2 separate regions of the Homo sapiens genome follow, and region 2 is linked to region 1. A link is a loop called in an ENCODE intact Hi-C map of the cell type or tissue named here. Cell type or tissue: endothelial cell of umbilical vein. All regions are shown on one strand.

Region 1 (4,000 bases):
CTGCACTTCATCCTGAGCAGATGGGAAGACATTGGAGGACTTGAAACAAAGAGTGACATTATTAGAAAGCCTGCCTTGGCTGCAGATTGTAGAACGCGTGGGCTGTTGGGAGAGGGTGTCAAAACCAAGTGAAAGGGGGATGCTGGTGAATCCAGGCAAGAGAGGGTAGTGGCTTGCACTGAGCAAAGGAGATGGGTGGGCGGGCGTGAGAGATGTTCAGGAGACAGGATTACCAGTGTTTGGTGATCAGTCAGGCAGGGCGATGAGGGGCAGGAGGAGCCAAGGGTGGCGTGGGAGCTTTTGGCTTGGTTGTCTAGATGGTGGGGTCAGACTTGAAGAGAGCAGGTTCTGAGGGGGAAGATGAAGAATCCAGTTTTGGACAAGTTCAGTGTGAGAGGCCAGTAGGACACATTAATGAACTAAGCAGTAAGATATTGGGGCTTAGCAGAGATGTTTGGGAGCAGAAAGTCTAGGAGAGGGCTAAGGAGCAGATCAGGGCTTGGTGGAGGAAGATGGGAAGGCTGCAGAGGAGGCTCAGCAAACAGGGTGAGGGCCAGCAGTGTGGATCCAGAGAGACTGTTTGGGAAGGAGATGAGGTTAGCTGGCCAGATGCTGCTGAGGGGGTGAGAGAGAGAAGAGCCCACGAGTGTCCTTCGGGTAGGGGACTCTGGAGACAAATTTCCGGGGAGGGGTGCTGAGGGCAGAAGCAGGGTGCACTGGGAAGCAGGTGGTGTGGACATGAGGGAGGAGAGGTAGTGGATGGAGACAGGATTAGAGAGAGGAGAGGAGGGAGCCTGCAGAGAGGAGGGCGCGGGTGGATTTGGGAGATGGGGATGTCTTTAAATTGGGAAGGAGCAGATCCAGGAGATAGTGTGAAAAATTGGGGAGGAGCATTTGGACGCATGGTCAGAGGGGGAGCCACAGAGGCAGGCAACCCTGGGAGGTGGCAGGAAATGGCAGGGAAGAAGCATGTCCTGGGACCCCTGGGGACAGCACGGTGGACAGAGATGGCCTTGGGATGCATGCTGTGGCCTCATGCTGAGGAAGCTGCCTGGACACACCTCTAACCACTGTCTCTGCCTGTCTCTTCCTTCTGCCTCCGCTGGGCCCGACGCTCCGCAGCTGTGTGCTCCTGCCTTCTTCCTCCAGGGCCTTCTCCAAACGGTATTGGAGCTTAACCTTCTCCAGGTTCTTGTTCCCCTGTCCTCAGCAAGCAGGCTCCTGAAGATGCGGAGCCTGGTCCCCAGCCTTTAGAGAGGAATGTCATCACCACGGAGCTCGAGGGAGCCCCGAGGGACAGACCGAGGAAATGAGGGATAAAGTGGATACTGCCCAGCGTTTGGGGGCCTAGAGAGGAAATATTCTGGGAGGAATGTATTCATGAGTTTTCCTTAGTGATTTTAAGAGAACAAGTGTATGAGAAAGATTGGTCTTTCTGCCACTCCACTCAGGGGATCCTGGGGCTGTTCCCTCCCTGATGGTTTTTTTTTTTGGCCCCTCTTTGTCTTGGGTTTTTGGCTCTGGGTCCATATTGGGTTGGGCATAGCCATAAGGGGCCATGAACAGACCACAAGCAGGCATTCAAGTGCAACCCTGTCTTTAAAGAGGACACCCTGCTGTGCTGCCACCTGCAGCTGGTGGCCTTGGAGTGCCCAGGGAGGACATCAAACTGGGGGTCCCCATAGCAGCCAGGTCACTGCAGAAGCTGTGTAGGCCCTGCCTCCATCCTCCAAGGGCACCTTTCATGTGGACTGTGACATGCATAGCAGCCCCTGGAGCTGTGCACTGCAGCAGCCCTGTCCATCACCCCTGCTTATCAGACGGTCAGGAATGCAGGTGCTTCCTGCATCATGTCACCTGCATTGTGGGTCTGGAGGAAAATGATAAGTTTTTTTGCTTTATGCCCTGGTGACTTAGAGATAGTAATAAAGCCAGTGTTGCTCTGAAAGATGCTTCTAATGGCTCAGCTCTCTTGAAGTCACCCTGGGGAGATCAACACCAACACCAATGGCAAAAACAATGGTACTAACAACAATTCTAGTAATAGTTACAGTCACAGCCATTTACTAAGCGCCTCCTGTGTGCCAGGCGCTCTTCAGATGTGTTCTCTCATTTAATTCTCGGAGCAGCTTATCTCAGATCTTCATCTGAGAATACTGAGTCACTGAAGTTGAGTAATCTGTCCAAGGCCTAATGGCGAGGAGGTGGCAGAGCTGGAACTAGAGTTGAGGTCTGATTCTAGGACTAAGCTTCCAACTGCTGTAGGTTGGGGGAAACATGGTGTCATCAGGGTGTCGCTGCACAGGAGTGTGGCTTGGGTTGGCTGTGAAGTGATTCATGGAGGTGGGGGGAAGCTGATATCTTTCTCTGCTTTGACTGCTCCCACCATCTATGGCAGAGCGTCTGTATGGATGTACCATCCTCGCAGAAGGAACCCAACAGAAGTCACTTGGAGAATGAATCCAATGATTTCATTGTTTAATAAATGAGATTACATGAGGCAAGCTCTGTAAAGTGTCTATCACAGTCCTTTTAATTATAGTTAACATTTCCGGAGTGTCAGGCCCTCCATGTATGGATGTGCAGGTTGGGCACTGCACAAGGACACTGTGTCTAAGGGGCTGCATTTCTAGCACAGACACCATATACTTGTATTTATTATAACAATTTCCCAATAGGTGGCAGTAAAGTGTCTTGTTCTAATAAACTCAGAAAATATGACAACTTTCTGACATGGAAGTAAAGAGTCTTAAGCACATTTTTCTCTAATTGTCACAAAGACACCACATGGGCTAATAGTCCTGTTGAAGGTTTACATGAAGCTCTAAAGGTTATACAGGTATTAACTTCCTCAACCCTCACCCTAACCTTTAGAGGTTGACAACTTTTGCTAACCATTTTATAGATGAAAACATTCAGCTATAGGAGGTGAAATAATTTATTTAACGTCATACATAGTGGAGTTAGGACTCACACCTGTGTTCCTAACTGCTGTTATTGGTGGTTAACTATCTAAGGCAGTACCTGCCTCCCTTGCCCCACCTTGCTTCCTCATGTAGTTCTTTGTGATCATTGAGGATTCCTGCCCAACTCTTTCTGGCAAACTCTTAGTAGGCCAGAATTGACACACACTTGCTCGTCTCTGTAGTGGAGAGAGACCCTCCCCAGCAGTGTGCTTTGGTGCTCTGGGGAGCCCCTTCTCCCATTGCTCAGTTGTTCTCTTTCTGGCTCACAATGCAAGTATTCTGTCCTCACAGGGGACAGGCGTGAGAGGTGGGGGTTTGGGGCTGGAAGGTGTCTAGGGGTGGGGAAGAAATACCAGGACAGATGATAACCCGGAAGGGTCTGAGCCAGGAGGCAGGAGAACCAGGCTGGCGGGCAGGCACATGGTCCTCTCTGGGACTGAGAGGGGCTGAAGTGGATCTGCCAGGATGGAATAGGCAGTGTGTGCACGCATATGCTGTGTGCGTATCAGGGAGGGGCAGACCCGGAGCAGCTCAGGGGGCATCAGAGCCTGCATTATGGGAGGAGGGGTGACGGGATTCAGTTGGAACAAGGTGACCTGAACCCTGGATGAAGGTGCTGGAATTGTGATCCTGGAGAAGATGATGCCTGGCCGAAACTGACTTAGCTTTTTCGTTTCTGCCTCCCTGTTTGTCCACTTCTGTCTTTCCTTCTCTGTTTCTCCCTGCACTTGGCATTTCTTTCTGTCCTATCTGTCCTTCTCTCTTGTCTTTTTGCCTTGGTCTTCCTTCCACCTTTGTCTCCATTCTACCTGCTGTCCACTGCAGTCTGAGGACACAGACCTGCCCTACCCACCACCCCAGAGGGAGGCCAACATCTACATGGTTCCTCAGAACATCAAGCCAGCGCTCCAGCGTACCGCCATCGAGGTGAGCCGTCCGGGCCTGGGCGTGGGGGCTGGGAGCAGCCTGCCCTTCCCCTTCCTGGCCCCAGCCTTTCCTGGGGCCCGGGGCCTTCTGAGCCACTCTCCTCATTC
Region 2 (4,000 bases), 190 kb after region 1:
GGGTGAGCTTGACAATTTTTGGAGGAGAAAACTAAGGCTGGAGTGAATGTGTGCTGGAGTCTAGGCTAGAACCCAGATGTGAAGCCTACTTAGTCCACTGTGAGTTTGATTCAATATCCCTTCTCTCTGAACCCAAGCAGATTCCAAGAGACTAAGACCCCAGACCCCAACCTGGCAGCTGGTGCATGCTCTTTCCTCTTTCCCTGCCTACCAGCTCCCTGGCCAGCACCCCCGAACAATCTGACAGCCTATCCCAGGCCGGCTTGATTCTGACTGTTTGTCACTTTCCTGCCTCAACATCCTGCCCTGGGCCTCAGCCTTTGGTCTATGCTAGGGTCTGTGATCTGGGATGGGCCTCTGAAAATCAAAGCCCTAAGAGGACTCACAAGACTGTGAGCAACCTGAGTATGGGGCCCATAGAGGGTAGCTGGCTTCTGTGTCCCCAGTGCCCAGGGCAGGCCTGGCATAGAAGAGAACTCAGGCAAGAGAGTGGGACCAGCGGCTGGAAGAAATCAAGCAGGGAGTGCCATGGAGAAGCGGCTGCAGTTGGCTTTGGGGACTCCATGTGGTCAGGGAGGCTCGCTTGCTCTGGAAAGTAGGTGGAGGCTGGAGGCCAGTACTCCCTGGGGAGAGGGTGCCTGTGTAACAGGAGCATCTGGCCCTTGAAAATGCTGAGCAGAGAAATGCTAGCAGTAGCGCCAGGTGCCAGCACTCAGGGTGGGATAGAGTTCTATTGTGGCCATAGAGTCCTGCCATGGGTAGAGCTTGCTGAGGGGGGACCAGATGCTGTTGGGACCCTGGGGCTGCCATCGACTGCCTTTAGCCTGTGCTGCTGCAGGGATGCAGTGTTTCTACCCCATAACCCATCTCAAAACCCCAGTCAGCAACCGGGCTCCTGAGAGGTGGGCACATCAGCTCTCTCAAGTGCCCCGGGAGAGTTTCCTGGCCTAAGATGGTGAGTGGCATGGGGCAGGGAACAGAGACTCTGCTGGGGAAGCCTCTGTCCCAGCGGGGAGATGCTGTCCCTGTCTTCAGAGAGGCCACTCTTTGGTTTATGATGTATTGACATATCATAACCCCTGGACTCCTTTGCCCAGGAATTAATGATTGTATTTCTATAATTCTTCAGTTATTTTAGGAAAATGTGAGCTGTTTCTTTAATTATCTACAAGGACTTGCCAACAGCTATTATACATTTGGCTAGATTGAGACTATGAATGAAACTTGTATTTGTCCCTAAAAGTCTCGGTTGGTTTTAGCCTTCACTGTCCCCTGGATGGCTGGTGGTGGAGTGCGACGTGTGCGGTCAGCTAATGGGGACACAGTGCTGATTTGCTTGGGCTGTGTCAACAGGATCTTGGAGCTGGGAGGACCCATGACAACTTTTTACATGATGAAGAAATTCCCCTGTTGGAAGACAACCCTTCCAGCCTCCATCGCATACCTGCTGTGATAGGGAGCTCACTGCCTGCTACTTGATCATAGGTTCTGTCACCTGCTCTAGGGCCACAGGTCAGGCCAGGGGTCACTGCAGGCTCTCTTCCAGAGGCAGCTCTCCCAGGGTCCCCCTGGTGGTCACTATGAAGCTGTGCGGCTCTCCTGGAGGGTTCCCTTGCAGCCCTCAAGTGGACAAAGGGCTCATCTTTCCTTGCCAGGGGCTCCCTTGTAAAGGCCCTTTGGCCAGCAAAGGCCCCTGGGTTAGAGTTTCCTTGTGCCGCCCACCAGGCAGAAGGTCAAAGGTCTTGGCCAAGGCCCACTGTCCTCTCCCTGCAGTGACCTTCTTTGAGCACCTCTTCCTGAACATTCTCACGCCACCCTGCCAAGTCCTGGCACATACAGGACCAGACAGTAGAGTTCAGGCTGTCCCTGAGACTGCTGAAATGCCCCTTCTCCTTCACCAAGGACCAGGGGAGAAAAAGGGACCATGGACTGGAGACAGACAGCGGGAAGGGCGGGGAGCCAGGCGATGTCATCAATGCCTGCTGTCAGGCTGGGGCCCTGCTGTCATCTAACCTGCCCGGGGCTGATGTGTCCTGGTCACTGTTAGTCCATGGGAGAAGGACCCTTATCATGGCTGGGAGACCAGGAGAAGGGGTGCAGCTCCCCTTGTGTCTTGGATTGGAACATGATTGCCAATAGGTGGCCCCAGTGGTGATGAGGGCTGTGAAGGAGGGTCCTCCATCTTTCCTGCCACCAGCCGCACCACCATGGCTACCTTCACCGCCTTTCCAGCCAAAGCCTTTCAAAGCCATGTCTTGGTGGGTAGAACTGGATGGGGCTCTAGGCTGTGACTTTAAATGAGAATCACTAAACTGTTGGAGATAATGGAAGGGAAGTGAGGGGCCAGTGGGGACAGGCCAGCCCTTGGGTCCATGAGACCAGTGCACTGTAGCCAAGAGTCTGAAGCCTGGCCCACATCCTCAGCCCTGGGAACATAGGAATGGCCTCAAGACCCCTGCTCAAGTCCTATGTTCTCTCCCACCAGGGACAACTGGCCATGTGGGCTTGTCTCATGGCCCCTGCATGTAATAGCTCCATTCAGTTTGGGCTTTTCATTCTTAAGTAGCACCACAGTGGGAAGTCTCTGGGCCTGTCCAGCTACTTTACACGGCCTCCCCCAGCTGGAGTTGAAACCTATGCCTCCAAGTCCTTCCTGCACCCCTTGGGGTTTCCTCTTCAGCCCTCTAGCAAATAACTATTCCAACAAAAACCTTCACAGCTCCCCAAGAACTTGCCATAATTTATAGGCACAAGGCAGTCCAAATCCATATGGAGAAAAGTAACATTCCTCCCCAAGAAGCAGCCCAGCCAGCCGAGAGTGGGAGAGAGAGAGAGAGACTGCTAAAAGATATACCTGTGTATTAAAAGAACTGGGGACTGAGGACTGGGGACAGACAATGGGAAGGCAGGAAGTGAGGCAATGTCACCTCACAGCTTTTAGTCCAAGGGTGACCAGCTGCCTTCAAAGGATGCCTTGGGACAAAATATGGCTGCCAGGTTTCATTTGTCCAAATGGTGGTTTTCCTAGAACAAAGGGACTTTTTTTTTTTTCTCAAAGGTAAATTAAAGCTACTTCTTTTAGGGAAGCCCAGAAAGATTTGAATTTTTAAGTGAGTTCGTCCAGCCTCTGCCCTGTTATGCAATTGAACTTGTACAGTAAACCCCAGGGAGGTGAGGTGTTACCATCCCCATTTTGTGAATGAAGAAACTGAGGCTTAGGGTGGTTAAGCTGCTTCTACTCTGATGTAACAAGAGGAGGCAGGATGCAGAGCCAGGTCTGCTGACCTGCAGAGCCCATACTGCAGGGGAGAGGGGGTCCCCAGAACTTAGAGGATATCAAGTCGAGAGGACAAGCACCGTCCAGTGGCTGAAAAGGCCAAGTCGAGCTGCACCGGAATGGGAGGGGTTAAGAGCCATACTGTGGAGGCAAAGTCATTCCAACACCACCCCCTCCCCCCTTTTCTCTTCCTTTTCCACTGAGTTGACCTTTAAATTATGGCATCAGCTGTCGTGCCAGACATGCTGCGATTTCCCCTCACTCCATCTGCCCAGCCTTCCCACTGGCGCAGTTTCTAGCTTGCTGCATTCTCCTCCCTCCTTCCCGTTCTCTCCTTCTCTCTCCTCTGCCCCCATCAGCTGCCTCCCTCTGAGTCCCATTCACAAAATCCCAGCCATGTCGCTGGCCCTGCTGCAGGTGGCATTCGGGCATTGCTGGTGTCCCCCCAGGGCCATGTCTCCCCACCTCCCAACTCTGCTCCGGGACACTGCAGCTGGGAAGTCACCTCTGCCCAGTCCTACTCCTGCCTCCCTCCAGGCTGGTCTGTAAGCCTGCACACCGGCCTCTCCCCACCCGTGCCCCATCCAGGCCCTTGCTGCTCCCATCTTCCTCCAGCCCCACCCCTCCCCAAAGCCTCCAGTGGGGATGCACCCTCTGCTTAATATTCATTTGCATTTGGCCCAGGGCCTAAACTATATATTTTGTTTTTTTGCCATGACTGTA

What was found. Hi-C counts contacts between places; a loop is a spot of excess contacts. Peaks named below come from ENCODE experiments on the same cell type or tissue, not always from the same donor. Only the 100,000 strongest peaks of a DNase experiment are listed, where the experiment ranks them.
Region 2: it touches region 1 in a loop (16-fold over the local background); 69 of 110 quality-filtered maps call a loop at or near these places.

What each region holds. Positions count from the first base shown.
Region 1 is chr2:71,607,454-71,611,453 of GRCh38, forward strand. DYSF (dysferlin) reads left to right here. Exons shown (of 56, transcript NM_001130987.2): 37 at 3,792-3,893. Among named protein-coding and RNA genes, the nearest start is that of DYSF, 140 kb to the left of the region's middle. In endothelial cell of umbilical vein, no CTCF peak of the experiment used is centred here; a DNase peak (open chromatin) is centred at 1,958; H3K27ac peaks cover 733 bases.
Region 2 is chr2:71,796,951-71,800,950 of GRCh38, forward strand. No RefSeq gene overlaps it. Among named protein-coding and RNA genes, the nearest start is that of DYSF, 330 kb to the left of the region's middle. In endothelial cell of umbilical vein, a CTCF peak has its summit at 1,582 (motif pointing left); no DNase peak of the experiment used is centred here.